2 separate regions of the Homo sapiens genome follow, and region 2 is linked to region 1. The links are chromatin loops, found by intact Hi-C in ENCODE. Cell type or tissue: CD14-positive monocyte. All regions are shown on one strand. Links, peaks and the distances in the headings refer to the core of each region. The heading gives the core; the rest is flanking DNA.

The links. Hi-C counts contacts between places; a loop is a spot of excess contacts. Peaks named below come from ENCODE experiments on the same cell type or tissue, not always from the same donor. Only the 100,000 strongest peaks of a DNase experiment are listed, where the experiment ranks them.
Region 2: a loop joins it to region 1, with 2.5 times the contacts of the local background. A loop is called at or near these places in 2 of 110 quality-filtered maps.

What each region holds. Positions count from the first base shown.
Region 1 is chr1:35,436,681-35,452,433 of GRCh38, reverse strand. KIAA0319L (KIAA0319 like) reads left to right here. Exons shown (of 21, transcript NM_024874.5): 13 at 658-806; 14 at 1,925-2,076; 15 at 2,429-2,567; 16 at 4,102-4,261; 17 at 8,131-8,273; 18 at 9,406-9,528; 19 at 10,098-10,188; 20 at 11,296-11,387. Among named protein-coding and RNA genes, the nearest start is that of ZMYM4-AS1, 78 kb to the right of the region's middle. RefSeq lists a silencer at 1,155-1,334. In CD14-positive monocyte, for the core only: CTCF peaks have their summits at 8,875, 9,187 and 9,391; no DNase peak of the experiment used is centred there; H3K4me3 peaks cover 5,054 bases; H3K27ac peaks cover 7,526 bases.
Region 2 is chr1:35,338,421-35,354,173 of GRCh38, reverse strand. The region is part of intron 2 of ZMYM4 (zinc finger MYM-type containing 4); the gene reads right to left. It also overlaps the pseudogene RPL5P4. Among named protein-coding and RNA genes, the nearest start is that of ZMYM4-AS1, 20 kb to the left of the region's middle. In CD14-positive monocyte, for the core only: CTCF peaks have their summits at 8,448 and 8,649 (motif pointing left); DNase peaks (open chromatin) are centred at 8,263 and 8,633; H3K4me3 peaks cover 1,572 bases; H3K27ac peaks cover 4,042 bases.

The DNA of each region.
Region 1 (15,753 bases), core at 4,964-12,963:
GCTCTCTGGCTGTGTGCAGCCTGAATGTTGGCACAGAGCTCCCTTGGCTGCTGCAGGCAAGTCTCTGAGGCCACAAGGGGGAAGAAGGGTTGTAGGGTGTCCTAGGTGCTTGATGGCCCCTGTCCAGGAGCTGGAGGGAACTTTGCTTATAGAGTTGCTACAAACAAGATGATTTTGTCCTGAGAGTTCCTCTGCAGTCTTGCCCCATTTCCTTTTCTTTCATCAGGAAGGATTTGGGCACGTGATTAAGAAATGCATTTTGCTTCCTTGCTGGCAAGAGCCAAACCAACTACTGGGCCAGAAATGCTTTTTAGAAACATCACTCTTAAATCATTCTTTTGATCAGAGACTTGCTCAGAGAACTTTCTTCCTTTTACAAACTAGAATGGTAAAGCGTTCAAGTGTTCTAGAAGCTCATATAAAGGATAAGGCTAGAGGTGTTTGAAAGCTATTTGAATTTTCTGACCAGCAGGCAGCCTGTATTTTGAGGCCAAATGACACTTTGTCCAATTGAAATATTTTTAAACATGTCTTGTCAAGGTCTGGGTAACAGTAGTTCGTGTCTTTGCTGAGGGAGTCATTGTCTCCTCCTGCTAAGTTAGGGACAGGACAGCAGCAGACAGGTACAACTCTACCCTCTAGTTTCTTTTTTTGCAGGGGACCTGATGGGGTGCAGCTCGAGAATGCTAACAGCAGTGTTGCTACTGTGACTGGGCTGCAAGTGGGGACCTATGTGTTCACCTTGACTGTCAAAGATGAGAGGAACCTGCAAAGCCAGAGCTCTGTGAATGTCATTGTCAAAGAAGGTACCTCTCTGCCTCCAGTTTGTGTAGCAGCCTCTTAGGGTCAGATAGCTGAAGAATTTATCCTGTCATGTTTGCCTGCAGAAATTGATTAGAGATAGCAAGAGGTGGGTAAGAGGGTTGGGGTGAGGGCAATTGTTATTTTCTTTTCTAAAACAGCCTTTAATTGGACTGTAAGGTGAATTTTAACTTCCCTCCCTCCTCCTGCTTACATCTTCCCTTCCCTCTCATCCCCTTACTTTCTTTTCAGTCCTCCCTCCTTCCCTCCTTACTTTATTTCTCAGTTGAATAGGGAAAGAATTAAGGGTTCTATTCTTTGCATTTTTATTTTGCCCCTCTGCATTGCTGAGACCTGGGCCGTGACTCCTGTTAGCTACAGTGACACCTGCTGTCAGGCTTGAGAATGACGGCCGCACTACAGCTGACTATGCTTGCCCTGAGCCTTTGAGCTGAGGCCAGCCAGAGGCCTTGCTCTAGTTTACAGGCACAGTGACCAGTGAGAGCTGTGGGAGAGGGCCTTAAGTTGAGGGCCTTAAGTTGATAGCAGGAAAAACCATCAGATATGCAGACCTCCAGACATAAGATACCAAGCTGAGTAAATACTGCACAGACATCTGAATATACAGAGCTTCACGTGGGGCTCCGAATAAGAGAGGTAGCTCTTTGTTTTCTCTTGTGAAGTTCCAAGGAAGGGGTCCAAAAAGATATTCAGAGAATAACATTTTAAGATATTTTGAAGGAGAATTTGCAAGATCAGCTAGGTGAAACCTAAACTCCAAGGTTTTAAGCCAGTTTGGGCCGTTATTTCTGATCATCACATACCTCCAAAGCAGAGAAATGGATTCCATTTGGGAAGGCTGCTGGGAGAATATGAGAGGAAAGCACACTCGTCCCCTCTGTTGTACAGTGTTAGGAGAACATTTCTCTGGGTAGGACTGGAACCTCAGGACTGCAGCGCTGGTAGCTTTCATCTACACTGTTGGTTGGTGGCAGGGACAGGCACTTAAAAAGGTTCTCCAGTTAAGGTACTCTTGATGTTTTAATTTCCCCATAAGCATCATGAAGAAACATTTCTTCTTTTCCAGAATGTCACATTATGTCAATGATTTCTTTTTGATTAGAAATAAACAAACCACCTATAGCCAAGATAACTGGGAATGTGGTGATTACCCTACCCACGAGCACAGCAGAGCTGGATGGCTCTAAGTCCTCAGATGACAAGGGAATAGTCAGCTACCTCTGGACTCGAGATGAGGGGAGCCCAGCAGCAGGGGTAAGTGTGCTAGGAGCTGGAGAGCTACACAGGAGTGGGGAGGAGGAGGAGCCACGCGTTCCAGTATATGCTTTAATCAAGTGGTCCCTTATATCAAACCCAGATTGTTCTCTGAAATCCAGGGAGGTGAAGTGACTTGCTTAGGGTCATTCTGTAAGCTAGTATAGCACAGAATGGGTTTCCCTTCCCTGATCCTAGCAGTTGTAGGCTGCAATGCTGTTCCGTATCAGGAACTGCCCAAGGTTGAAACAGTTCAGCCCTGAAGGGCCTAGTTATGGTGAAAGCAGCAACTGACTCCAGGAAAGGAATGGCATTTTGTTCTGTAACATAGCCATGTTGTTCAACCCTACAGGAGGTGTTAAATCACTCTGACCATCACCCTATCCTTTTTCTTTCAAACCTGGTTGAGGGAACCTACACTTTTCACCTGAAAGTGACCGATGCAAAGGGTGAGAGTGACACAGACCGGACCACTGTGGAGGTGAAACCTGGTGAGTTCATTTAGTGATGAGGCTGAGTAGAATTGCTGAATCAGCCAATCAAGGCCTCTATCCTGAGATCCCCTTCCCCGAGCATGGACAGAGCCAGATGGCATGTCCAGCTTTAAAAATAATCGAGAAACCCCAAGCTGAAAAATCCATAGAGACCGTCTGTTCCAATAATACCTCCTACCCATGCAGAAATACAGACCTCCCCCTATTCATCTCAGATGGAGAAACAAACTCAGAGAGGGCAGGACTTGCTCAGTGTCACACAGCAGTTGTGTCAGAGCCAGGCCTTTGTGCTCGTAGTCCAGCACTTTCTCCTCTCCTCGTGACTGATGAGAGAGGGCTCAGAGTGCTTGGGAATCTGAGCATGGGAATAGCTTGAGTCATGATGTCTCATCAGCATCCAGATGCAGAAAACAATTTATTTTTATAAGTTGAGCCTCAGGCCTTGTCTGATAATCCAGGGAAGGTAAAGTAATAGTGCTCTTTACATTTTTCAGCTTTGCAGAAATAAAAATTTTCTTCTTAAATAGAACCATGTTTTTATTTTGCTTTGAGATTAATATGGTGATAGGGAGGCACTGAGTATGGAGGTGGGATAGAGCTGTATAAATTCCTGAGCTTCTGATGAAATGGTATTAACTTTAAACCTACTCTTTATTATCTAGGCCAACCTCATATATGGATGTTTTGGACAGGAAGGGATCTTGGGAGGTCTTCCAGTCCTTGTCCTGCCTCTAGGAAGGACAGTAGCTGAGACACTATAAAATCTCTTTGGTGTTTAAAGTCAGATCACAGATAGTCTACTAATTATGCAAATTATACATCAGAACAGGCAAGTGGTGCATTCAAGTATGTAAATAAGGCATTCCAAACAATCAGTTTGAAATTCCAAATGTAGAACATCTTTAGGACATATTCAAAAGTAAAACATGATAGCCTCACCGTTTTAGAGTTATACAAAGATAGTGCAGCTGTGATGTGGCTCTAAGGAAATCCTTGTGTCTTGGCTGACTGGATTTTCTTTTGTTAACTGTATTTAAACCTGGAGGGACGGATGCATTCCCATTATTGAGGAGGTTGTTGAGATGGACACTTTTCCTCCCATTGTTGTGCACAAAATACAGCGAGGCACTGAAAATCAGATGTGAGTCAGGAGAGATTGCTTAATAACCCCCACTTGGCCTGGATTGCTCAGCACTGCCAGTTGCACAGAGGCTTTTAAAACAAATGTTTAAGTGTTTCTCTCTTCCCCACTCCCGTCATTACTCCCCACCCCTCATTGCATCACTGCTTCAGCCTTATCCCCAGCACATGTGTGGGAATTCTCAGGTTGGTATAGAGAGCAGGAGTGCTTTAGAAGCTTTCTAAGCCAGCCCCAGATTGCCCGATCAGGAATTCACTATTGTCCCTTTCCATTTGAAGGATATCTGAATGTTCTCACTCCTTTCTCTCCTGTGCCAAAGCAAATGCACAGTGGCAGGTCTGTGTTTACTCTCCTACTTCTAAAGCCATGACTGATCCACATGCTTTCCAGATCCCAGGAAAAACAACCTGGTGGAGATCATCTTGGATATCAACGTCAGTCAGCTAACTGAGAGGCTGAAGGGGATGTTCATCCGCCAGATTGGGGTCCTCCTGGGGGTGCTGGATTCCGACATCATTGTGCAAAAGATTCAGCCGTACACGGAGCAGAGGTAGCTGGGCAATGAATGGGGGGAGCAAAGGAAAGACCAGGGGCCCCCGGGCTTCTTGAATGAGCTGAGAAATAGTGTGGTTAGATAGAGAAAGGTGGGCTTTCTGACCAGAAACACTCATGTTGCCTTTTCTTCAATAGACTTCTGTCTTCTAGTGCAGGTGACATGCGCTGTACTAGACACTTCAGCAGGGCTCCAGGGTGTAGGAGGTCAACTATTTTGACAACCACAGTCTAGTAGAGGAGATAAGTAAATATGGAACATTAGTACGGTGTGGGTTTGGTACAACAAGCGGCATTGTGGAACACTGTGGCAAGGACAATGAATTCTTCTAGGAGAGTTGGGGTAGGAGTAATCCAAAGATTTTTCTAGAATAAAGAAAACTTCAACCTGGGCAACATAACAAGACCCCACCTCTACAGAAGATTTAAAAATTAGCCAGGTGCAGTGTGGTTCGCCTGTAGTCCAAGCTATTTGGGAAGCTGAGGCAGGAGAATTACTTGAGCCCAGGGGTTTGAGGCTGCAGTGAGCTCTGATCACACCACTGCACTCCAGCCTGGAAGACAGAGTGAGACTGTCTCAAGAAAAAAAAAAAAAAGAAAAAAAAAGGGGAAAAGGAAACTTATATTGACCAGGCATGGGAGGATGGGGAGGAAATTCAGAACAGGGCAACAGCATTGAGCAATGGCCCTGTGGTATGAAAGTACACAGTTTCTTCCAGAAGAAGTCACTTGGTTCAAGCTTAGTGGCCCCAGGATGTGGTAGAAGACAAGACTGGCAGTGGAGATTGAGAACAGTTATATGCAAGCTGAGGATCTTAGTTTTAATAGTTTGGGTAGGCAGATCCAAGTTGGTTTGTTTTATGTGTGTGAAGTTTTTGTTTTGTTTTTAAAAGCAAGGAATTTCCATAATTTGATTTTTTTTTTTTTTTTTTTAAAGAAAGATCAGTAGTGTGGAAGCTAGTCTAAAATAGGGAGAGACCAAAGGCTGGGAGACCATTCAGGAAGCTTCTGGACTAGTCCAGTGAAAAGGTAATAAAACCTGAATTAAGATAGTGGAAGAAGAGGAGAAGAAATTAAAAGAAATTCAGTGGTAATTCAGTAGTACCTGGCCCTTTACGAATGAAGGTGAGTGAGATAGCAAATGTGAGGCTTTTGGTTTGGATGTCTGGATAGATGGTTCAGGTCATTAACTGAGATTGGGAAGGCAGGCGAAACCAGTATGGATGATTGAATTTGGGGTGTCTTACTGGCTGCGTCAGGAGATGTTCCGTCAGATAGCCACAAGTAAAGGCTGGAACTTGTGGAAGGAAGAGCCCGAGATAGGAGTTACTGCATACAGGCAGGAGCCAAAGCCATGAGAACGGGTGAGTCTCACTAGGAGAGAGCTAAGATGGATAAGGACACAACTCTGAAGGGCATCATTATTTAAGGAGGAGGCAGAGAAAGAAGAGGTAGCAAAAGAAACTAAGAAACAGCAATCAGGTGGGAGGAAAACCAAATGAGAGTAGTCTGCTGGAAGTTAAGGGGTGATCTGGCAAAAGGGGTGCTTCCAAAGGATTCAGATGCTACAGGGATGGAGGTGTGGTGAGAACACAAAGTAGGCCTATGGGTTTGTGATTAGTAGATCAGTGCAACTATAGTGAGAGCATTTTACTTAGATGTTGGAGGCAGAGGACAGATTTCATGGTTTGAGGATACAGAGATGGTCAGTATAACACCTTTTTGAGGAAGTTGGTGCTGAAAATAATATGGGAGGTAGGATTGAAAGAATATCTTTAAAAATTTTTTTTCATTGTGGTCCTTGTGGAACATGAACATCTTTTTAAAATAGGAAGTTTGTGAGCATTTGTATAGACTGAGAGGAAAAGGAGATGGTGGAGATAGGGGATGGGTAATAAATGGAGGCAGATCTGGGGGACCAGCCAAGTTGGAAACATGAGGTGAGAGCAGTGGTTCCCAACTCCAGCCACACAATAGAATCTTGCGGAGGTTGTCTGAACATAACACTGCCCAAGCCTTAGCCCCAGAGATTATAGTTCAGTTGGTCTGGAGTGGGGTCTGGGTACCTAGAATGGAAAAGCTCCCCAGGTGAATTTAATCTACAGTCAGGGCTCACTAGGTCAGAGATAGCACGATTAGGGATAAGTATACTCAGCAGCCTGGGAGTAGGAACAGGGCAAATGGCTGCTTGATTGATCCAAGCTGGCGGGAATTGGCTGGCAAGCAGTGGAAAGATGTTAGCAAGAGTGCTGGTAAGAGCACTGTTGACAGGTTGCTCAGATTCACCAGCACTGCATAGGGGGCATGAGCAAGAGAGAAGCTTCTGGGTTTCCCTGAGCTTCTGGCTTGTACTGGATTGACTTAGTTAAGGAATTCAGGAAGAACATGTGATTGGAAGAAAATAGTATTTTACAGTAGGAAAGAACATGGCCCTTATATTAGACCCAGCTTCTGAGCCCTGCCCTACTAGTGTTAGCTCTGTGGGAAAGTTACTTCACCTCTCTGAACCTGTTTTACTATCTGTGAAAATACTAGTACCTATTTATAGGATTGTTATGAGGATTAAATAAGTTAATGTTTGTATAGTCCCTCACACATAGTGTGCAATTAATGGTTATGAGTTGATTTTGAGACTTGTTGGATTTGAGGTATCTGTTGAAGCTCTGGGGTAGATATTCACACAAGTATTTGCAGATATAGACTGGTCACTCAGGAGAGATGTGGGGAAAGGAGATAAAGATCTGAGGGTTATTGATATATAGACCGAAATTGAAACTGTAAGCATGAATTAGGTAACTGGGAGAAGATAATGGGCAACGGACCACACATCCTTTATGGCAAAAGTTTTTTTTTGTTTGTTTGTTTCTGGAATTGATAATGCCCCATTGTTAATCCCACTGTGCAGCAAGCTTTTAGAAAGTCTGTGGCAGTACTTCTCAGATTTTATGTCATGCATGCCTGGAAAATGATACCATTTATAGGGCACCTTGGGATAAACAGAGAAGGCTGCTTGTATTGGAAGCAACTGGTCCAGGGCCTCTAGGATGCCCAGGTCCCACCCAGCCACACTGCATGATGAGGGGATCAATATCTTGGTCACACCTGTAAACCAGTGTGACTCACTGATTTAGAAGGTTCTAATTGTAAAACTCACATGGAGCTCAAGGGGCAGGCTACTAAAAATTAAGGCTAAGGCATAGAACAGACTTGGTACTACCCAGATGTGAGTTCACATGTGGCCTATCTTGGACAGGAATTGACAATCAGCAAACAGATTCTGGGCATGGAGTAATATAAGTTCATAGCAGCCATACTACAGTGTAAGATCTTTTTGTTGTCATCATAATTGTTTTGGCTATGTTGTGATGCTGTCCAACAATTTACATTAACAAAGCATTGTGGTTTGTCTTTCAAGTAAACTAGTCACAAACCCAGCAGTCTTAGCTGGAAAAAGGTGGACAGCAGGAATGTAGCCATACCAAATCCCCATTTGTCTCATCCTCCAGTTAGATGGAGAGTATGGGTCTTCTTGCTGGAGGAATGGGTTCTTTTGTTAGCTGGGGCAGCTTAGGGCATTTTAAAAAGAACAGACTTTGTAGTCAGACATAACAGGGTTGGGATCTGGCTCTGCCATAATCAACTGTGTGACCTTGGGCAAGTTACTTAACCCCTCTTACAAAGCCCCAGTGTTGTTCTCTGTAAAATGGAGATGACCCTGATAACACCTTTCTCACTGGCTTGTAGTAACAGAATGCATGTAACACTTAGCACAGTGTCTGTCACAAACAGAAGGTACTTAGTAAATGTTAGCTGTTGCTGCAGGTATGGACCGCTTCAGCTCATTAGTACTGTTGCATGTCTCTGCAGCACCAAAATGGTATTTTTTGTTCAAAACGAGCCTCCCCACCAGATCTTCAAAGGCCATGAGGTGGCAGCGATGCTCAAGAGTGAGCTGCGGAAGCAAAAGGCAGACTTTTTGATATTCAGAGCCTTGGAAGTCAACACTGTCAGTGAGTAATTCTGGGAATTTGGGAGCAAGAGCCTACCTAGTGCCTGCAGCTCACCCATTGGTCCTTTCTGTCCTTGGCCTTCATCTTCTTTTCTCTGGGAAGATGGAGATAATCATTCTCTTGCACTACTATTACCATGAAAGAGTCCTGATTCATCACTGGGGATTCTTAACTTGGGGCCCATGGGCCCCTGAGATCGTGTTCAGAAGGCTGTGAGCTTGAGTGGGGAAAAATTTACATCTTTGTTTTCACTAACCTCTGACTGAAACTCACTGTTTACTTCAATGATCAATGTAGGCAACAAACTACAGTAGTATCAACAGAACCTGTGGCTTTGAGGCAATAGAAATCACAAATAATTTCCTATCACATTACATGATGTCATTTTTACTTATCACTACTTCAAAATTATGATAGTTGTTAAACCCACTTCTAGCTCTTGTTGTTTAATGCTTATTTATTTATTTATTTATTTATTTATTTATTTTGAGATAGAGTCTTGCTCTGTTGCCCAGGCTGCAGTGCAGTGGTGTAATCTCAGCTCACTGCAACCTCCGCCCCCCCGGGTTCAAGTGATTCTCCTGCCTCAGCCTCCCAAATAGCTGGGATTACAGGCATGCACCACCACGCCCAGCTGATTTTTATATTTTTAGTAGAGATGGGGTTTCGTCATGTTATCCAGGCTGGTCTTGAACTCCTGACTTCAAGTGATCTGCCTGCCTCGGCCTCCCAAAGTGCTGGGATTATAGGTGTGAGCTACCATGCCCAGCCTGTCTTCTTAAATATTTCAAAAACGTTTAATATAATTATTGCCTTCCTTTGAAGTACTATAGGTATTTTATTTTTCCAATTGTGAGAAGGGGATGTGTGGGACATAAAAGATTAAGAATTGCTGATATAGACAAACAACAAGTGAAGACAGGCTGGAAGTGTCTTTCTAGTGGCCTCCTGACTGCTCCAGTTTTGTCCAGTCGAGATGAGAAAGGCAGGCACCATGCCCAAGGTGGGTCTCGAGGACATTTCACCACATAGCATTAATCTGGGGTGCTTTGGTGCCCTCATGGGCTCTAGGTGCTGCTTGTCACCCCTGGCTGAGTCTTGTTGACTTTCTTCCCTTTGCTGCCACTCTCAGCATGTCAGCTGAACTGTTCCGACCATGGCCACTGTGACTCGTTCACCAAACGCTGTATCTGTGACCCTTTTTGGATGGAGAATTTCATCAAGGTGCAGCTGAGGGATGGAGACAGCAACTGTGGTGAGTTTTCTATGTGGCACAGTGCCAGCCTGTTTGGCGCTGAATGTGGTTCTGCACTGAGTGGGTGGGTGTTGGTGTTTCTGAAGCAGATGAGCAGGCAAGGAGAAGAACTTTGTGTATTTTCTGTTTGCAGAGGACTTTTACTTCCTTCCTCCACACTTGCTCAAGGTTAGAGGAAAGCCCTGAAGCAGTCGTGTAAGAAGAACCAGGCTTAACTCAGATCCAATGCCAGTTACAGCCTAAATCCCACCAGCTGAAAAGCCTCCTGTCTTTTGGAGTGCCTCCGTGCTGTAGCCTAATGGAAGCCCTCGTTTCCCTCTTAAAGCTCTTTTCAGCCTGCACCACTGCTGCAGGGTCTCAGGGCTTGCCAGGAGCAGGGACTGGAAAGCAGGGACATTTCAAAAGGTTTAAAGCTTCAGCTGCCCTTAACTCCAAGGTCTTACCTTCCTGGGGAGCCTGAGGCATTCTTGTCTCCAGAGTGAAGCCACACCTGCCCAAGCTGGGAGCAGCCCAGACCTCCCTCCCAGCCTCTCCCTCCACAGCCCTCACCATTTTGATTTTCTTGGCAGAGTGGAGCGTGTTATATGTTATCATTGCTACCTTTGTCATTGTTGTTGCCTTGGGAATCCTGTCTTGGACTGTGATCTGTTGTTGTAAGAGGTAAGATGGATTTTCCTTTGAAATTCATTCGGGCTTCTTGTCATACATTCGTTCCTCAGAGAGGTATTTGGCACCTTCCACGTGGAAGGACTGGGCTGGGTCCTTAGTCAGCATTAGAGAGTTCTGACCCACCTAAGGCATGCACGGGCAGCTTTGCTCACCCTGAGACTCTCCTGAGGGCAGAGGCACACTCCTTCAGTGAGTGGCAGCCACTGCAGTGATTTGGAACCTGGGAAACATGGCTGGGCGGGAGCAGGGCAAGGTGGGGGAGTGAGCGTGAGGGCCAGGGGTACAGACCCGGATCACATCTGTAAGGTGTGTTTTCTTTAATGCACCACACTGTAGCCTCACCAGCATAGCCCGCGAGTTTTTAATTCTGCCTTCTTTCTAGTTGGGATTCATGAGTGTGCATGTTTCCACACATGCACTTTAGGCTAGCCAGGCTCAGGCGTCCTGTGTTTTTTCATTTGAGTCTTCCTATTGAGTCTTCTAAGATGGAATGGTTACATTTATTTTATGTTTTCATTATTAATAATATTATTTCTGTGTATACTGTGTGCCATAATATTTTTATAGGTAATATCATTTTTAAGACACATAACCTTTTCCCATTTTACAGATAAAAAAACTTAGGCTCAGGAAAGGTACATCACTGTCTGAGGACCAGTTGATAGTGACAGAGCTGAGATTCAACTTTCAGTATAACCTCTTATAAAACTTAGAACTAAAGGAATTTTTAAAAATTCCCACCAGTCTAAGACAACCACCATTACCAACTTTGTTAGTGTAATGCCTGTCTCCTCCCACACCCTTCAAGCAGAGGATTTTGTTTTCTTTACGTTTTTAACCAATCTGTCCTTCATTGCCCCTGTGGGATGGTGAGTCCGTGCCAAGGTGGTCATAGCTCCCTTGCCCTTCTCCAGAATTGCTGAGGAACATTTGAGGAACAAATCACAGTTGCCACCTTTCCTGGCTGAGAAGTGAGGAGAGGACACCCCTCTCAGTAGGTGCCCCACCAAAATAGGGCCCTGCATGCACATCTGGCTCTCATCCTCATCCTCCCAGAGAACCTCTTTCCTGAGCAGGGGTGGGGGTTGTGTTTTTTAGGCAAAAAGGAAAACCCAAGAGGAAAAGCAAGTACAAGATCCTGGATGCCACGGATCAGGAAAGCCTGGAGCTGAAGCCAACCTCCCGAGCAGGTAGGGGCCCTGGGTGCCAGAGCTTCTAGGTCTGTGCACTCTCTCTGTGGAAGGCTGCTGTCACTAGCCCCTCCTGAGTGTGTCACTAACAGCCCACTGTGCTTGCAAAGCATTTTGTTCCCTTTTGCCTGATGAAGACTGAGGGTCAGATTTGCCCTGAGCTGCACTGGACAAAATGCCTCCAGGACCCACTTCGCGTGCTACTTCCGCTTGGCGGGGGTGCTGGGCCTGTTGTTTTCCTTTGCCTGGGCATTCTCCTCATGTTTCCCACCTGGAGTTCCGCTTTTCCAACTGCCCCAGGTAGTCAGGGTCAGGGACCTTGGACTTGTCTCTTACTGCTGACCAGTCTGTGCTTTATGGGCAGAGATGAGACCCAGGCCCGTGTCTGCCAGCTGACCACCTTTCAGCCAGCCTTGTTCTCCTGTCTTCCTATCTTTATCATTTGGCAAGTCCTCAGCTTCTGTCAGTGTCTTAGGGCAGATAGGAGGGCATTTCCTTGCACAAACAGTAAGATGACTTTGAGTGATGGCACTGGGAGATCAGGGCAGGTAGTAGGCCTTCCTTCCTCCGCTGGGCTGGGTCACCTGGCGAGGGTTTCACTCATCATGGATGCCATGGGACAGGTATCATTGGTTTATGAGAGCTAGACTCTATAAAGCGATTCCTAAACACTCTGCAAGTAGAACTATTTTTATATAAAGCATTTATTAAACACTTTTCATGCTTAAAGCTTTGTGTTAGGGAGAGGCTATGGGGGTATAGGGAGTCATCAGACACAGGCTGTGCTCTCAGTCTAGTGAGGGAGAAAAGACACACAGTAGCAGAAGAGAACAGGCTCACAGCAGTCTGGACTCTGCACCAAGCAGCTCGATCCACCAACACTGTCAAGGTGGAGACTGGAGGTGGTGGGGCTTGAAATGAGCCCAGGAAACCAGAGCAGTGAGGGCGGGCGGGGCATTTCACCCAGGAATATTGAGAATGAGGGCCTGGAGGTGAAATGTGCAAAACCCACCCCTCACACTGCAGCCAAGGTTTTTATCATGTTACTCTGATCATGTTTTTCACCCCCTGACATTCTTCAATGACTTACTATTTCTAGCACAAAAAGCTAGAACTTTTGGTCTGGTAGATGTGGCCTTTGTGAGCTTACATCAGTTTGCTTTTCTGGAATCTTTCTCTTTGCTGATCTCCCTCTTTTCTAAACAAGTTCTTCTGGTTCATCCAGTAATCTCTTTCTTTTTTAAAAATGTGGCGACAAGGTCTTGCTCTGTCACCCAGGCTGGAGTGCAGTGGTATAGTCATAGCTCACTGCAACCTCCAGCTCCTGAGCTCAAGTGGTCCTCCTGCTTCAGCCTCCCAAAGCAGCTGGGACTACAGGCATGCACCACCATACCCAGCCCTAGAAAGCTCTTTCTTATCCCTCCCTTAACCTCCTCAAGTTGTGCTCACCTTTCTCTCACATGCCTGGGTCGGCATTTCTCTCGCTGTCTCATGATTAGTTATGTTTGCCTGTCTCCCCACCCATCAGTGAAATCCCTGAGGGCAGGGGCTGTCTCATTCATCTGTGGATATGGAGCGGGACCACTATGTGCCAGGCCCTGTGCCAGACACTGCTTATATTGTGGTGAATCAAACGGACAGACTTCACTCTTGTGTAGCTTATGTCAGACAGACATTAAGCAAACTCACAAATACATAAAATATGCTCATAAAAGGCCTTTATGAAGAAAAACACTTAAGCTGAGACCTGGATAAGTGGGAGCTAGCCAGATAAAGCTGCAGGAAATAGCATTCCAGGCAAAGGAACAAAACTGGTGCAGACCCAGCTGCTAGAAGGAGCAGAGAGCATTTGAGGAGGTAGAAGAAGGTGACATGATGGACAGGTTCACCTTCCCACAGAGTAAGGGGTGAGTGACCCAAGGCTCAATGGATGAGCAGGGTCCCTGCTGAGGACTTCTCTTGAGTACAATGGGGAGCCACTGATAGCTTTTTAAGGGGATGAATGGTGGGATTTGGTTTACATTTATTATTATTTGAGACAGAGTCTCACTCTTATCACCCAGGCAGGAGTGCAGTGGTGCGATCAAGGCCCACTGCAGTCTTGACCTCCTGGGCTCAGGTGATCCTTCCACCTCAGCTTCCTAAGTAGCTGGGACCACAGGCATGCGCCACCATCCCCAGGTTTTTTTGTTGTTGTTGTTGTTGTTTTGTATTTTTGGTAGAGACGGGGTTTCATCATGTTGCCTAGGCTGTTCTTGAACTCCTGGGCTTAAGTGATCTGCCTGCCTTGGTCTCCTAAAGTGCTGGGATTATAGGTGTGAGCCATGGCACCCGGTCTTGGTTTATATTTTAAAAAGACAACTGTGTAGCTGGGCGTGGTGGTGGGTGCCTGTAATCCCAGCTACTCGAGAGGCCAAGGCAGGAGAATTGCTAGAACCTGGGGGTGTGAAGGTTTCAGTGAACTGAGATCACTCCAACCTGGGCAATAAAGCCAGACTCTGTCTCAAAAAAAAAAAAAAAAAAAAAAAAAAGATAACTGTGGCTGACAGATGCAGGGGTTGGAGGGGAAAGGCTAGCTGAAAGGAAGTTAGATAGAATGTCCTTGGGGTTGAGAGGCAGATAGATTCTAGATACATTTTTGAGGAAGACTTGATGAGGTTAGTGGTCTGCTGGCCAAGGCGTGTGGGAGAAGGGAGAAAGGAAGGATGGCTCCCAGCTTCAGCACTGAGCCTCTGTGGGTTGGGTGGTGGTAGTATCCCTGAGATGGGAGAGACTGGAGAAGAAATGGTGGAGATCAAGTGTTTGGTGCAAGACAGTTATGAATGGAGTTGAGGGAATGAGAATGAAAGATTGACAAGGCCCAAATTGTGAAAGTTTGACTATCAGCCTGCAGAGTTAAACATTTATCCTGGTGATGCTGGGAAGCAAAGTCTTGGATAAGCTGGTTTAGGAAAATCAGTCTGGTGACAACATATAATAATTGAAGGGGAGTGGCTACAAGTGTGGAGACCAGCAAGGAGATTTTTGGTCCAAGGAGGAGCTGACAGTGATTCACACAGCGTGGTGTCAGTGGGTTATAGCTAGGTCTGGCAAGGTCAGGGCTGACTTCCAACCGAGAGATGGAGAATGATAGTGCTGTTGACAGAATCAGAACCTCTGATGCAGTGACTGGGTAAGAGAAGATGAATTAAATGGAACTCAGCAGAAGAGTCAGACATGGAACTGTAGAAATAGGAATCTCCCATCTGCTGGTGAGGATCAGCACCACAAAGGGTCACATCCCTTATGGGGGAATGTTGAAGGACAAAAGAAGAGGCCTAGGGTTGAGGACCCCAAGAATGACCATCCAGGAGGGAGGAGGGGATTCATTAGGGGACAGCCGTCGGTGTTTGCTGCTGCAAAGGCCAAAGAATCAGAATTGATAGCACCAGAGAAGCTCCTGGCCCATCAGAGAGCTGCAGTAGAGTGGGGAGTGACAGTGGAAGTGAAAGCGCAGGTGATTTAGAAAGCGCAGTGAGGAGATGAAGGCCCTGAATATTTAAAAATCCTTTTAGAAGCTGAGCAGTGAAAGCTAGAGAAGCAGGATGGCAGGCAGAGGGCAAGGGCCTCCTCTTCCTCAGAGAAGGGCTCATGAACAGATCTGTGGGTGGCAATGTCGAATGCAGGTAGAGGAGTGGTGCGTTGGAGAGGTGCTTCCTGACTGAGGAGGAAGGAGGGAGAAGGGAAGAGAGGAGAGAAAGGGAGCATGGAGTTCAGATGCCTCTTCTGAGGCAGGAGGGGAGAAACGGGCGGTGATGGCCCGGAGAAGTGCCGCGCTGCAGAGGTGAGATTGGATGGGAGCCTGAGCTCAGCACATCGGACATCTTAGGGAGAGGGGAGAGCCATGGGGTGTTCCAGTGGCATCTAGGTGACCAAAACCAACAACGTGCGACCAGGTGAGGGCAGCAGGGCTGGTCTCTTGTGGGCAGTGTCTACCGAAGGGAGCTGGGAGAGCCCGCTCAGGTTCGGTGTGGGTCTGAGCAGGCCGGAAGCACTGGTTCTTGTTCTGGGCTCAGTGGGTTAGCAGGTCCAGCCTAGAGTAGAGTCACTAGGAGGACGAGGAGAATGAGATTCAAGACCATATGGTGTCAGGTATGGAACTGAAGAAGTTTAGCTGGAAGAAGGGTAAACTGAGTGGGTCCGTTGGGGGGAAAGAGGATGTGTGTGCGCGGGAGTCTGGACGGACAGTTTGCCAGGAGCCAGTTTAGGCTGAGGATGAACAGTAACTGAGGAAGGAGAGCAGTGCCACCTGGTAAGTGTAGGGCTGCCCCCCTCAGGAGGCCCCCTTTACATTCAGCAGCTATGGCTTTGTTTTCTCTTGTTGCTG
Region 2 (15,753 bases), core at 3,916-11,915, 97 kb after region 1:
TTCTTTTTTTTCTTTCTTTCTTTTTTTGAGACAGAATCTTGCTGTCACCCAGGCTGGAGTGCAGTGGCATGACCACGGCTCATTGCAGTCTCAGCCTCCTGGGCTCAGGTGATCCTCCCATCTCAGCCTCCCAAATAGCTGAGACCACAGATGTATGTCACCACATCCAGCTAATTTTTTTTTAATTTTTTGTGGAGATGGGAGTTTCACCACATTGCCCAGGCTGGTCTCAAACTCCTGGGCTCAAGCACTCTTCCTGTCTTGGCCTCCCAAAGTTCTGGGACTGCATGAGCCACTGCACCTGGCCTCAGAGATGTCAATTTCTAACAAAGCAACTGATGTGAATTAGCAATTTTGGTACTTACACAATAAATCTGTAGGCTGCATAAAATCTTATGCAATTAAAATGTAAGTACTAGTTACATTACTTAACTGAATCAGAATTCTTCTCATCCTTGTGATCCATATAACCAAATAAAAGAAACAGTTTCTGTTTCTCAGAGCTTATATCAAGAGAACAAAACAGAACACTACGATCTCAGCAGCTGAAACACCTGAAAGCACAAATTTCTCATGGAAGATTTCTGGCTTTTAGACACTGTGAGTATGCTTGGCGTATGTGAGGAAAAGCAAGGATGGTATGGCTGGAATTGCATGTATGAGAGGAAGAGTGATTAAAAAATGAGAAAAGAGAAATAAACAGAATGGATCTATTAGGAAATTGCAAGCAACAGGAAAAAACTGCAATGTATGTAAGTGTAAAAGGAAGTCGTTAGAAGACTCTACAGACAAATTAACATAATTTATGTTTTACAAGGATCATACATTCTACATATAGCTTCTGTGTACTATGAAGTGTTCAATGTTATACGGAGCAGAAGAAGAATGGAAGCAGGAAGATCACTTAGGACCACTTAGGAAGCTACAATAACCCAAGGAAAAACTGGTAGTTAAACCCAAGGTAATAATAATGGTGGATGTGAAGAACAGTAGTCAGATGTGGATATATTTTGAAGGTAGAGGCATTGCCTGATACGTATATGAGATGCGGGGTATGAAAGGAGTCAAGAATAACACAACAGGGTGTCATTTCCTGAGATAGGAACACTAAGGGAGGACCACACTGAAAGAGGGAGAATGAATAATTTGGTTTTGGGATGGTAGATTTTGAAATCCTTCTTAAATCTTCAAATGGAAATATCAAGAAGACAGTTGGATATATTAGCCTGTAGTTAAGAGAAGACTGGCCAAGAAATGAGACATAAATTTGGGACTCATCAATGAAGAGATGGTACTTAAAATTCATGAAACTAGGTAAGATCACCCAGTGAGTTTATTTACTACAGATGGAAGACAGCTGAGAGTCCTGACATACTTCAGTATTTAGAAATCTGGTCAAAATGAAGGAGTCAGAAAAAGACACTAAGAAGGAACAGCTAATAGAGTAGGAGAAAAATGAGGAGACTGGTGTCATAGAAGCTAACGAAGAAAATAGGAGGGAGTGCCTGAACCATAATGAATGCTGCTGAGATGACTGATAAAATGAAGACTGAGAACTTAACTTCTAACTTGAGAACAGCTACATCAGTGGGAAAATGAGTGTACAAGTCAGAGTGGAGTGATCCCAATAGAGATTGAGAGGAGATAACCTGAGAATCCTAGTATAAAATAATTCTTCAGAGGAACTGAAGGAACAGAGATAACTATTCAGAGGCCCTTAATAGAGGTTTTTGTTTTTAGGACTTTGGCTGTGTGTGTGTGTGTGTGTGTGTGTGTGTGTGTGTGTGCGCTAATTTTTAAATTATTAGTAGAGACAAGGTCTTGCTCTGTTGCCCAGTCTGGTTTTTGTTTTTTGGACTTTGGCTGTGTGTGTGTGTGTGTGTGTGTGTGTGTGTGTGTGTGTGCGCGCGCGCGTGCGCGCTAATTTTTAAATTATTAGTAGAGACAAGGTCTTGCTCTGTTGCCCAGTCTGGTCTTGAACTCCTGGACTCAAGCGATCCTCCCACCTCAGCCTCCCAAAATGCTGGAATTATAGGTGCAAGTCACTGTACCCAGCCTATTTACTTGTGGTTTTTTATAAGAATTTTTTTTAAGATTGAGAATATTACAGCTTTGTAGTATGCTTACAAGAAAGCTCTAATAAAGAGCAGTGAGTTCAGGAGGAAAATCTTTGTGTAATAGAGACTGTGATCAGTAAAATGCAAATAGACTTAGATTTTGCACAAGGAGAATAAAGTTATTTTAAGTAATTTAAGAACAATATTTGTTTTATAATGAAAGCAAATTTCATACTTCGAGGTAAAGTCAACCGCCATTCTTTGTCCCTCTTAGTCATTGCTTTAGCAGTATACTGATAATTCTATGCTATATCCAAGAATCATTTCAAGGTATAACCACCAACTAAGGAATTCAACTATCATATAAATAAATATTGTGAAATATTCTAACATATTCCTCCTGCACATTTTTGTTTTTTGTTTTTTTGATTTCTGTTTTTTGTTGTTGTTGTTGCTATCCATCAGTTTATTGTCTTTATCTGAAAAATCCTCATAGAAAATTGTTTGGTTTAGCTCTCAGCAGCCTGCTCCTGAGCTCTGAGGGAGTTTGCCTTCTTTTGAGTTACCTGATCTTTCTTCTGAGCAAGGGATATTTTGGGATGGTTCCACCTCTTCTTTTTTGTTTCTTGGGCTTCTTTTCATAGACTGGATTCTCTCGTATAGCAGCATGAGCTTTCTTATACATCTCCTCCATCATGTCTGGAGTTACGCTGTTCTTTATGTATTGAGAGAACTGTTTCTTGTAAGCATCTTCATCTTCTTTCATTAAGTAGTGCATGTAATCTGCAACTTTCTGGCCCATGATGTGCTTCCGGTGTACTTCTGCATTAAATTCCTTGCTTTCAGAATCATAACCAGGGAATCGTTTGGTACTGTGAGGGACAGACAAGCCTCCATCCACAGCGCCCTTCAGGGTACCCAAAACTTTATTGCCAGTGGTAGTTCTGGCAAGGTCTGCATCCAAATAGCAGGTAAAGGCACGTGGCTGACCAAGATTGCCTTCCACATTGTATTTACCACCAGTCACCTCCACTTGGCATTCACAGATCTTGTCCATGCCAAACCTATTGAGAAGGCTGCGGGCCAGCAGCAGGCCAGTACAATGCGCTGCAGCATAATTTGTCAGGCCAACCTTCAAACCATATTTTGGCAGTTCATATGCATATGCCGCACAGACTATCATATCCCCCTCTATAAGGGCATAAGCAATCTGACAAATGATATCTCTGTTACACAAATTATCATCCTGTATTTGTGTGTTTTGTATTTATTTTTATCCTGTATCACTAAGCGTTTCCAAGCATAGTAATCAGTTTTACCCTCTCGTCATCTTCTAAATTTCACTTGGTATCTCTTAAAGCAGGCCTTATTCTTAACAACTTTAACAAACCCCATCCTGCAGAAGAGAGATCTTTGTCTGCAGCTGGACAGAGACCTGCAGGCCCAGCAGTGCTGGGAGTGGGAAGGGCACATTTTTGTTTTTAATCAAAGCATAATTTTCAGAAATAAACTAGTATTAATAGTAATTTCAGCCGGGTGTGGTGGCTCACGCCTGTAATCCCAGCATCTTGGGAGGGTGGGGTGGGCGGATTACCTGAGGTCAGGAGTTCGAGACCAGCCTAGCCAACATGGCAAAACCCCACTTACTAAAAATAGAAAAATTAGCTGGGCGTGGTGGCACATGCCTTTAATCCCAGCTACTAGGGAGGCTGAGGTAGGAGAATCACTTGAACCTGGGAGGTAGAGGTTGCAGTGAGCCAAGATTGTGCCATTGCACTCCAGCCTGGGCAACAGAGCAAGACTCTGTCTCAAAAAAAAAAAGTAATTTCAACTTTAGAAATCATGGTTCTCTAACAATTCCCTGAGATTGCTACTTTTTTTTTTTTTTTTTTTCAAGATGGAGTCAGGAAGATCACTTGAGCCCAGGAGTTTCAGATCAGCTTGGGCAACACAGCAAGACCTCGTCTCTACAAATAAAATTAAAAAACAAGCCAGGCATGGTGGCACACACCTGTAGTCCCAGCTACTCAAGAGGCTGAGGCAGGAGGATCACTTGAGCCTAGGAGTTGAAGGCTGCAGTGAGTTATGACTGCGCCACTGAACCCAGCCTGGGTGACAGAGAGAGACTCTGTCTTTAAAATATATATATATAAAAAATGAAAAACAAAAATTAAATTATATAAATTAAAAAATGAAAAACAAAAACAAGGTGATTGTGATTTGCTTTAAATAAAAGCTTAAGTTAGCACTTTGTTTAGTCACAGAAACTTTTTTTTTTTTTTTTTTAAAGACAGAGTCTGGCTCTGTCTCCCAGGCTGGAGTGCAGTGGTATGATCTCAGCTCACTGCAACTTCCACTGCCCGGGTTCAAGCAATTCTCCTGCCTCAGCCTCCCAAGCAGCTGGGATTACAGGTGCCCACCACCACGCCTGGCTGGTTTTTTTGTATTTTTAGTAGAGACGAGGTTTCACCATGTTGGCCAGGCTGGTTTCGAACTCCTGACCTTAAGTGACCCACCTGCCTCAGCCTCCCAAAGTGCTAGGATTACAGGCATGAGCCACCGCGCTCGGCCGCTGTCACATAAACATTTCTAAGGGATGATCTGACTATCTGCTATTCAATAAAATATAATTTCCTAAATAATAAAAACCCCTTTATAAGATCACAATGTAATTCAACAGTCAAAGCCAAAAATCATTAAAAATGAAACACAATTGCCTTAAACATTTATTTTTACTTGAGACATACAAAAGCACATTTACCAATCATTTAATATCAGCCAAGATTTTGATAATGGCTATACTAATATGTCTTTCTTAACTAAACCACAGGCCGGACACCATAGCTCACGCCTGTAATCCCAGCACTTAGGGAGGCTGAAGCAGGCAGATCACTTGAGGTCAGGAGTTCGAGATGAGCCTGGCCAACAGGGCAAAACCCCGTCTCTACTAAAAATACAAAAATTTGCCAGGTGCATGCCTGTAATCCCAGCCACTCAGGAAGCTGAGGCACGAGAATCGCTTGAACCCAGGAGGTGGAGGTTGCAGTGAGCTAAGATCACACCACTGAACTCCAGCCCGGGTGACAGAGGGAGACTCCATCTCAAAAAAAATGAAATAAAAATAAATAAATCACAACCATATAGGCCATCTTCATGATTGCAATCTGAGTTTCTTTAAAATGGAGGGAGAAAGTAAAGACACTTGCACATCCATGTTTTTACTGACTTGCTTAGTTTTTCTAAAGCACTCAAATTTTCACAGAAACAACAGTTTACTTTTCAAAGTAACATTTCACTAGTGTAAAAAAATGTACATGTTAACTTATATAATTACAATGGCAAGTATTAATAAAGTTTGGGAACAAACACAATAAATCTTGGTAAGCATGCTGAACTGTGTGGCTGTGTCTGAAACTACTAGATGCTCCTCAACAGCCACTCTAGTTTTCTCCTTTAGTGACAGACCGTGATTCTTATCAGAGCACATTTACAATAGAAAAATGGTTAATTCTTATGTATGATCCTAAACTGAAAAAGAATCATAGTTATTAATATGGCAATAGCCAAAAGAAAACTCTGCATGAGAACGAGATAATAACTACAATGTAATAATTTAGTCTTCTTTCAAGTTGCAGGGATGGGCACATTAAGGAACCAGTATTTTTTTAATGGGCTAGAACAGAAAGCGAAGTGTATCATATAGAATGACAATAAGTAATGCTACAAGAAATGTTTGTGTACACACAGAAATACACATGTATATGTCTCAATGTAAAATATATTTCTAACAGTGTTTCAAAAATTTTTTTAAAGTTTGAAACCAGTGGAATATTTAGATCAATCTGATTTTATAGCTTACCAAAAGGTGATAAATATTTACACTTGATACATTTCTGATAGAAATGAGTTTGATTTTTACCAATTTTAATAGTCAACTTACGCACTAAGGCTTTAAAAATTATGACTTTGAAGTACAGTATAAACCATTTTATAAAACAAATTGTTGTTTTTCAATATGAGAACAAGTACAACAGACTTTACTTTTTAGAATGATCCCTGTTATTTCTAGTGTTCTGGCAACAATGATCAAGAAGATTAGAGGTATCTATATAAACTGATAAAACATTCAGCAATTACCTAAAAACTGTCAAAAGTCTATTAAAACTGAAGCACATCACTGTAATAAACTATCATCTTACTGAGTAAAATTTTCATATCTTATTACATGTCAGTATTTCAAAGAGCATATTACTTTTGTAAGCAGAATAACATAATAAGCAAAATAATAAATACAAAAGTCATTTTTGCCAATAATTGCAGAAGCACAATACCACAGAGATATGGGGAGACGGTACCAATGACCCAACTATACCCCAATCTTTAGGCCCATAAGCATTCCTACTATTCTTCCTTCTAATTCCAAAATTTCTGTAACATAGTTCTGTTACTTATAAAACAAAAATCTGTATTTTCATCTTCTCTCTTCACTTGTCACAGCAGATTTAGCTGATATCCCTTTCTATTCAGATAAACAAGAATCTGTTCAAGCCCTAAACCTAATTTTTAACGCTACCCCTTATAATCCAGGAAAAAAAAAAGAAAGCAATGTTAAAATAATCCTTTATTAAGGGCTTTATAACTGTAGAGACAGAGTAACTTGTACTTTTTTTCCCTCAATGGCATCAGTAAATTTATAACAACTTCATTTTTTTACTCTCATAAGTTCATTAACAGAATAAACCACTTCTACTAGAGCTCATACTATCTGCAAAAATGGTCAATGGAGATTTTTTTGAAAATAAAAATAGAAGGCTGGGTGCGGTGGCTCACGCCTGTAATCCCAGCACTTTGGGAGGCCGAGGCCGGTGGATCACCTGAGGTCAGGAGTTCGAGACCAGCTTGGCCAACATGGTGAAACCCTGTCTCTACTAAAAATACAAGTAATTAGCCAGGTGTGGTGGCGTGCGCCTGTAATCCCAGCTACTCAGGAGGCTGAGGCAGGAGAACTGCTTGAACCCGGGAGGTAGAGGATGCAGTGAGCCAAGACAGTGCCATTGCACTCCAGCCTGGGTGACAAGAGCCAAAACTCCATCTCAAAATAAATACATATATATAGAAGAAGTCCTAATTAAACAATTTTATCCAGGGCCTATTTCTGGATGGCTCTAAGCTAAGAATGATTTTACATTTTTAAAAGGTTGTAAAAAGAAGAATAAGGAGAATGCAAAAAGTCATATTTGTTGACCACAGCCAAGAAAGCTTAAATATTTACTATTTGGCCCTTTAGGAAAAAGGTTTGCTAACACTACATCTATAGAAATGTTGCTATGTGTAGTTCACACAGTACAACTGGCATTATGGTAGAGAAATAATACTGAGTTAAATAGGCTTAGAAAGCTACTTAGGGAAATTATCTATAGAACTATTTCTTTCTCTTTTTTTTTTCTTTTTTTTTTTTTTTTTTTTGAGATGGAGTCTCACTTTGTGACCCAGGCTGGAGTACAGTGGCATGATCTTGGCTCACTACAACCTCCACCTCCTAGGTTCAAGTGATTCTCCTGCCTCAGCTCCCTCAGTAGCTGGGATTACAGGCGTACGCCATCACTCCCAGCTAATTTTTGTGTTTGTAGTACAGGCAGGGTTTCACCACATTGGCCAAGCTGGTCTCGAACTCCTGACCTCAGGTGATCTACCTGCCTCAGCCTCCCAAAGTGCTGGGATTACAGGTGTGAGCCACAACGTCTCACCTCTATAGAACTATTTCTGAGTTAAGTTCAAAATCATACAGAAATTGTAAGTTAGGCACTAGTTAAAATATTGATCATAAAACATTCCACTTCCAGCCACCATGGTGCAGTACTGGTTCCAAAATAACCCTCCTGCATAGCAGCCTCATCCACAATAGCTAAAAGGTAGAAGAAACCCAAGTGTCCAACTATAGATAAACAGATAAAATGTGGTATATACATACAATGGAATAGTATTCAGCCTTAAAAAGAAAGGAATTCTGACACATACTACAAAATGGATGAACTTTGCAGACATTATGCTAAGTAAAATCAGTCCAAATAAAGATAAACACTGCATGATTCCACTTACATAACATACAGAATAACTGAATTCATAAAGACAAAGTAGAAGGGTGATTGCCACAGGCTGAAAGAAGAGAGAAATTTCGAGTTGGGAAATTGGGTGTACAGTTTCAGTTTCGCAAAATGAAAAGCATTCTACAGACTGATTGCACAACAATGTAAACAGTTAATGCTACTGAACTGTACACTTAAAAATGGTGAAGACGGTAAATTTCATTTTACGTATATTTTACTACAATTAAAGTTTTTAAAGATGTTTTTTAAGAAGTAATGTGGGAGGCTGGGTACAGTGGCTCACGGTTGTAATCCCAGCACTTTGGGAGGCCAAGGCAGGCGGACTGATTGAGCCCAGGAATTCAAGGCCAGCCTGGGCAGCATGGTGAAACCCCATCTCTACAAAACATACAAAAATTAGCCGGTGAAGTGGCATGCACCAGTAATCCTCAGGAAGCTGAGGCCGGAGAATTGCTTGAGCCCGGGAGACGGAGATGGCAGTGAGTCGAGATCGCACCACTGCCCTCTAGAGCCTGGGCAACAGGAGTAAAAACCTGTCTTTAAAAAAAAAAAAGTAATACGGGGAGTGGTGGAGGATACACATTACCAATATCAGGAATGAAATAAGGGACTACAGATTTCATAGAAATTAAAAATAAACTAAGAAAATATTATAAACAACTGGAGGTCCATACAGTTTAAAATATTATTAACTTGATGGCAATACATAAGAATGATTAACAACTTTACAAAAATAAATGACAGTTTAGCTTTGTGATATGCAATACAGTAGCCACGTGACACTTGACTATTTAAACTTAATTCTAATTAAATTACACTTGATCTTAGCCAAGAGGCCCAGAAGCAATAAATTTAGTCAAACTAAAACTTCAGTTCTGCACCCATCACATTTCAAGTGCTCAACAGTCACAGGTGCCAGTGGCTACCATACTTTAACTGTGTACAAGAACATTTCCATGATGATGCAGACTCTGACTGTGCAGATAGAGAAATGGCTCAAAAGGTGAAAATTACCAAAACTGACATGGAAGAAATAGAAAATCTGAATGGCCCCAGGCCCGGATGTCTCCACTAGTGAATTGAGTAAATAAAACACTTAGGAAATAATAACCCATCTTATATGAACTCTTTAAGCAAATATGAGAAAGGAATATTTCCTAATTTTATATGGCCAATATTGCCCTGGGACCAAAACCAGGAAAACACATTACATGAAAAATACATGCCAGTATCTTTCACAAACATAGCTGCTTAAAATATTAGCATAAATACTTAAAATATTGGCAAATTGAATATAGAAACATATAAAACAAATAATATATCATAAGTAAGATTTATCCCATAAATGCAAAGTGAGTTTAATATTTAAAAATTCATCTTCATATTAACACATTAAAGGAAAAAATAACATGATCATCTAAGTAGAGAAAAAGCAACTGACAAAATTTAATACTCATTCATGAAAATATCTTTCAGTAAACTAAAAAGAGAAAAGAAGGTCTTTGATCTGAGAGAGGGCATCTATAAAAAAAAAAATCAACATCTCATGACCTACTTAACAGTTTAAGACTGAATACTTTCCCCCTAAGTTGAAAAAAACAGTTAAAAATCTCTCCTCTCACCACTTCTACTCAATACTGTAATAAACATCCTAGCGGCTGGGCACAGGGGCTTACACCTGTAATCCCAGCACTTAGGGAGGTCGAGGCAGGTGGATCACTTGAGGCCAGGAGTTCAAGATCAGCCTGGCCAACATGGAGAAACCCCATCTCTACTAAAAATATAAAAATCAGTCAGGCATGGTGGCACACGCCTGTAATTCCAGCTACTCAGGAGGCTGAGGCACGAGAATCGCTTGAACCCAGGAGGTAGAGGTTGCAGTGAGCCCAGATAGCGCCACTGCACTCCAGCCTGGGCAACAGAGCAAGAATGTCTCAAAAAAAAAAAAGGAAAAAAGAAATATTCCATGCTTATGAAAAGACTATATATACTTAAGGTGTTAATTTTCCCCCAAATTAATCTAGAGATTTAATGTAACTCCAAAGTCTCTGTGGATTATTCTAGAAATTTACACATTGACTCTAAAATGTATGTGTAACTACAAGAGACATGAAAAGCCAAAACAATTTTTCTGTTTTTTTTTTTTGAGACAGAGTCTCGCTCTGTCGCCCAGGCTGGAGTGCAGTGGCGTGATCTCAGCTCACTGCAACCTCCGCCTCCCGGGTGCAAGCAATTGTCTGCCTCAGCCTCCCGAGTAGCTGGGATTACAGGTGCCCGTCACTGCGCAAAGCTAATTTTTGTATTTTTAGTAGAGATGGGGTTTCACCATGTTGGCCAGGCTGGTCTCGAACTCCTGACCTCAGGCAATCCGCCCGCCTTGGCCTCCCAAAGTGCTGGGATTACAGGTGTCAGCCACTGTGCCCAGCCAAACTTCTGATTTAATATAAAGCTAAATTAACCAAGACAGTGTGATATTGGCCTAAGGATAAACATACGGATTTGTGGAATAGAAAAGTCCAAAAATAGACTCAAAAACATTGGTCAAATGACTTCCCACAAAAGTGCCAAGGTAAATCAATCCAAAAAAAAAATCTTCAATAAATGTTACTGATACAACTGGACATCCATATACAAAAAGATTTATTTTACACTACATACAGAAACTTGAAATGGATCATCAACTTAAGCATAAAAGCTAAGCCTAAACTATAAGGTTTCTAGAAAAAAAGCAAGTACAAATTTTCATGATCTTATGATAGATTTCTTAGAACACAGCATAGACCATAAAAATATAATAATAAAATTGGGCTTCATCAATATTAAAAATTTGTGCTTTTCAAAGAACACCAACAATACAACAAAAGGCAATCCAAAGAACAGATGAATGCATAGATGGATGGATGGATGGATACGGAGAGAGAAATACAGATGTAGACTGATGGAGACAGACACAGAGATAGCCCCATCTGTTTCTATCAGTCTATCTATTGAGACTTGTATCCAAACTAGTATACATGAAGAATCCTGGGCCAGGCTCAGGATTCTCTTGCCTGTAGTCCCAGTAATTTGGGAGGCTGAGGCGGGCAGGTCGCTTGAGGCCTGGAGTTCGCTACCAGCCTGGGCAACATGGTGAAACCCCATCTCTACAAAAAAGTACAAAAAGAAAAAAAAAGTAGCTGGGCGTGGTGGCATGTGCCTATGGTCCCAGCTACTTAGGAGGCTGAGGTGGGAGGATCACCTGAGCCCAGAAAATTGAGGTTGCAGTGAGCCATGATCACACCACTGCACTCCATCCTGGGCAACTGACTGAGACCCTGTCTCAACAACAACAACAACAACAAAAAGGATCCTTACAACTTCATAAAAAGAAGACAAACAAATTTTAAGATGGACAAAAATTCAAACATACACTTCACAAAACAACATTTAGGAAAGGCCAATAAGTACTCTGAAAAATGCTCAACACCATTGGTTACCAGGGAAATGCATTGAGATGCTACTTTCCATCCCCCACAAAACGCTTACAGTTCAAAAGACAGGGACGACTTAAATGAAATGGAGGCCAAGAGCAGTGTAATCCCAGAACTTTGGGAGGCCAAGGCAGGAGGATTGCTTGAACCCAGGAGTTCGAGACCAGCCTAGGCAACAGAGAAAGACCTTCTCTCTACAAAAAATAAAAATAAAAAAAATTGCCAGGAATGGTGGCACATGCCTGTGGTCCCAGCTACGGGGGAGGGTGAGGTGGGAGGCTCACTTAAGCATGAGAGGTGGGGGCTGCAGTGAGCTGAGGTCGCGCCACTGCACTCCTGAAACAGAGCGAGACCCTGTCTAAAAATAACAACAAAAATGAAATGAACAAATGCCTTGAAAAATACAACCTACCAAAAACAGACACAAGATGAAATATAAAATTCTTTAAATGCTGTATCTATTAAAGAAAGTGAATTCAGAATTTTAAACCATCACACCAAGAAATATCTAGGTCCAGATGATTTCAGTGATTAATTGTATAAAAATTTAATGAAGCTATAACTCCAATCTTAACACAAACTCTGTCAGGAAAATATTAGCAAACTGAATCTAGCAATATATAAATATGAATATTATTCAGCCATTCCTCAAGGTAGAATGGGAACATATATTTTTTAATGTAATAAAGCCTAAGCCTATTTGACAGAAACCAACTACAATCAGCCCCCAATGACAAAATACTACAAATTAACTACTTTACTTAGAATCAAGAATTAGTCAAAAGTCACTACTACTTTAATATTTAATGAAGTCCTACAAATTTTAGCAAAACACTAAAATTATATAATGTGAAGAAGCTGGAAAAAAGAAATAAAATAGTTTTAGATGATATGGCTTTATAATGCATAACTACAGATTCAAATTTATTTTAAAAGCCTACTAGATTTAATAAGGGAATTAAGTAACACCCTGACTATTCTTGCAATAAGAATCTAGAAATGAAAAAAGTTTTTCAATATAAAAAATAAAAATTTTTACATTTGTCAAAGTACTAAAGAACAACTGATACAAGAAAAAGCACAATAAATATTACTTGAAAATAAAATGTTAGTGAATGGCATAAAATAAGATCTGTATGCTAAGATTTGGGCTTATTGTTCTTATTGTATGTAAGAACAAATACATAATAAAAATATTGATTCTGCCCAAAAGTAATATATGTACATGTATCATTTTCAATTAGAAGTCCAACAAAATATTTTTGGAAAGTATATAAAATCATGTTAAAATTTAGTGGCTTAATGGAAAGCAAAAATTACAAAAAATAAAACTGAGACAGTGGCTTGACCCAGCAGATAAATGTCTATACCACAAAGCCAATAAATACACAGTAATTTAAAAATACTCCTTCAAATAAATATACAAATAATAAAAATCAATATGGCATCAATATAAAAATAAATATATTAATAGAATGTAATAGAAATTCCAAAATAGATCCCAATATACATAGAACTTTAAATATATCTCAGTGGTGCTAATTCAGTTCAGTGATAAAAAGATTATGGTGGCACAATAGGCTACTCATCTAAGGAATAAAAGTGGACCCCAACCTTGCCCTACATCCAATTAAATAAAACTTAAATGCTAAAATATAAAATAAAGAGCTTGCATGATAATCCTTTATAGCAGGGGTACCCAAACTCCAGGCCACAGACCAGTACCAGTCCATGGCCTGTTAGAAACTGGGCCTCACAGCAGGAGGTCAGCATCCCACAAGCAAGCAAAGCTTCATCTGTATTTACAGCCACTCCCCATTGCTTGAATTACCGCCTGAGCTGTGCCTCCTGTCAGATCAGCAGCAGCATTAAATTCTCATAGGAGAGCAGCATTAAATTCTCATAGGAGCGCAAACCCTATTGTGAACTATGCATGTGAGGGATCTAGGTTGCCTGCCCATTATGAGAATCTAATGTCTGATGATCTGTCACTTATCTCCCATCACTCCCAGATAGGACCATCTAGTTGCAGGAAAACAAGACCAGGGTTCCCACTGATTCTACATTATAATGTGCTGTATAATTATTTTCATTATATATCACAATCTAATAATAACAGAAATAAAGTGCACAATAAATGTAATGTGCTTGAATCATCCCAAAACCATCCTGCCTCTCCCTCTGACGCCTGGGTCCATGGAAAAGCTATCTTCCACAAAACTGGTCCCTGGTGCCAAAACAGGTTGGGGACTGCTACTTTACAGAGTAAATTATAAAATTGTATTCAAAGACATTGAAGATTTAAATAAATACAAAGACATACCAAGTTCATGGATAGAAAGACACAATGCCACTTCTCTCTCAGTTGATCTACACATTCATGATAATTAAATAAAATTCCCAAAAAATTTTTGTTATTTGATTTTGTTCTGTCAGAAACTTCCCAAGATATTTCTAATGTAAACAGGGGCAAGAATAGGCAAAACATTCCTGAAGAAAAATTTTCAGGGATGTGTCCCATCAGATTATTAAGAATTATTACACAGCTCATTCATTAGAACACCTTGGTACTGTCACAGGAATAAACAAACAAACAGTCCAAGAAAACATTAACTGAGAATGTGGGGAAATGCCTACAGATGTAGTTATAGAGAAACTTTGCAGCTTACTGGAGAAAGGAGGTAGTATTTGATAGATGCTGGTGAGTAAGGTAATTTATTAGCCTTATAATAGTAAATAAAATTAGTTCCCTACTCCACACCATATAAAAAATTAGTGTAGGGTAATTCAAAAGCTACACGTGAAAGGCAAAATCAATAAAGATTTTAGGAAATAATATACAGTCATCCCTCCATATCCATGGGGCACTAGTTCCAAGACACCCCTCCCAACCATGCTCAAAACCCACAGATGCTCAAGTCTCTTATATAAAATGGAATAGTATTTGCACATAATCTATACACATCTTCCCATATACTTTAATTCATCTCTAGGTTACTTATAGAACTTAATATTATGGGCTCATGCCTGTAATCCCAGCACTTTGGGAGGCCAAGGCAGGCGGATCACCTGAGGTCAGGAGTTTGAGACCATCCTGGCCAGTGTGGTGAAACCCCATCTCTACTAAAAATACAAAAATCAACTGGGTGTGGTGGCAGGTGCCTATAATCCCAGCTACTCAGGAGGCTGAGGCAGGAGAACTGCTTGAACCCAGGAGGCGGAGGAAGCAGTGAGCAAAGATCGCGCCACTGCACTCCAGCTTGGGTGACAAGAGTGAAACGCCATCTTAAAAAAAAAAAGAATATAATGTTAATGCTATGTAAATAGTTGTTATATTGTATTGTTTAGGGAATAATGACAAGAAAAAGAAGTCTTTATATGTTCAGAACAAATGCAATCATCAATATTTTTTTCCAAATATTTTTGATCCACGATTGGTTGAATCTGCAGATGCAGAACCCATGGATACAGAGGGCAAACTGTAATTGCTCTTCCTGATCTCAGCCCAGGAAATTTTTCCTAAATAAAATGGGGGTTAAAATATAAACCATAAAGGAAAAGACTGATAAATTTATTATCGTTCAACTACATTAAAATCAATTAACTTCTGCATATGCAAAGATTTTATGAAGACATAAGAGATGAATGAGAAGTTTATTCGCACCATCTATAACTGGTAAGTTTATTGTTCAGAACATTTAGAGAATGCCTACAATTCAATAAGAAAAAAACTAATAGCAAGTGGGTAATAGATTTAACGTAACAGGCATTTCACAAAAAAAATTAAAAATACCCAATAAATGTGAAAAATGTTCAACTACTCATTAACAAGGAAATGCAAATTAAAGACAAAATGAAGTTCATGTTATATCCTCCATACTGACAAAGATTAAAAGTCTAATAAATCAAGTGTTGGCCAGATGTGAGGTGACCACAACTTTAATTAACCAGTAACAGAAATGTAAATGGATAAAACTAGTCTTTCCTTGGTATTACTGGGGCTTTGGTTCCAGGACATTCCCCTACCCCACAGATACCAAAACCCGAGCATATTCAAGGCCTACAGTTGGCATGAGACTGCTGATATGAAAAAAAAGTCAGCCCTCTGTATAAGCAGGT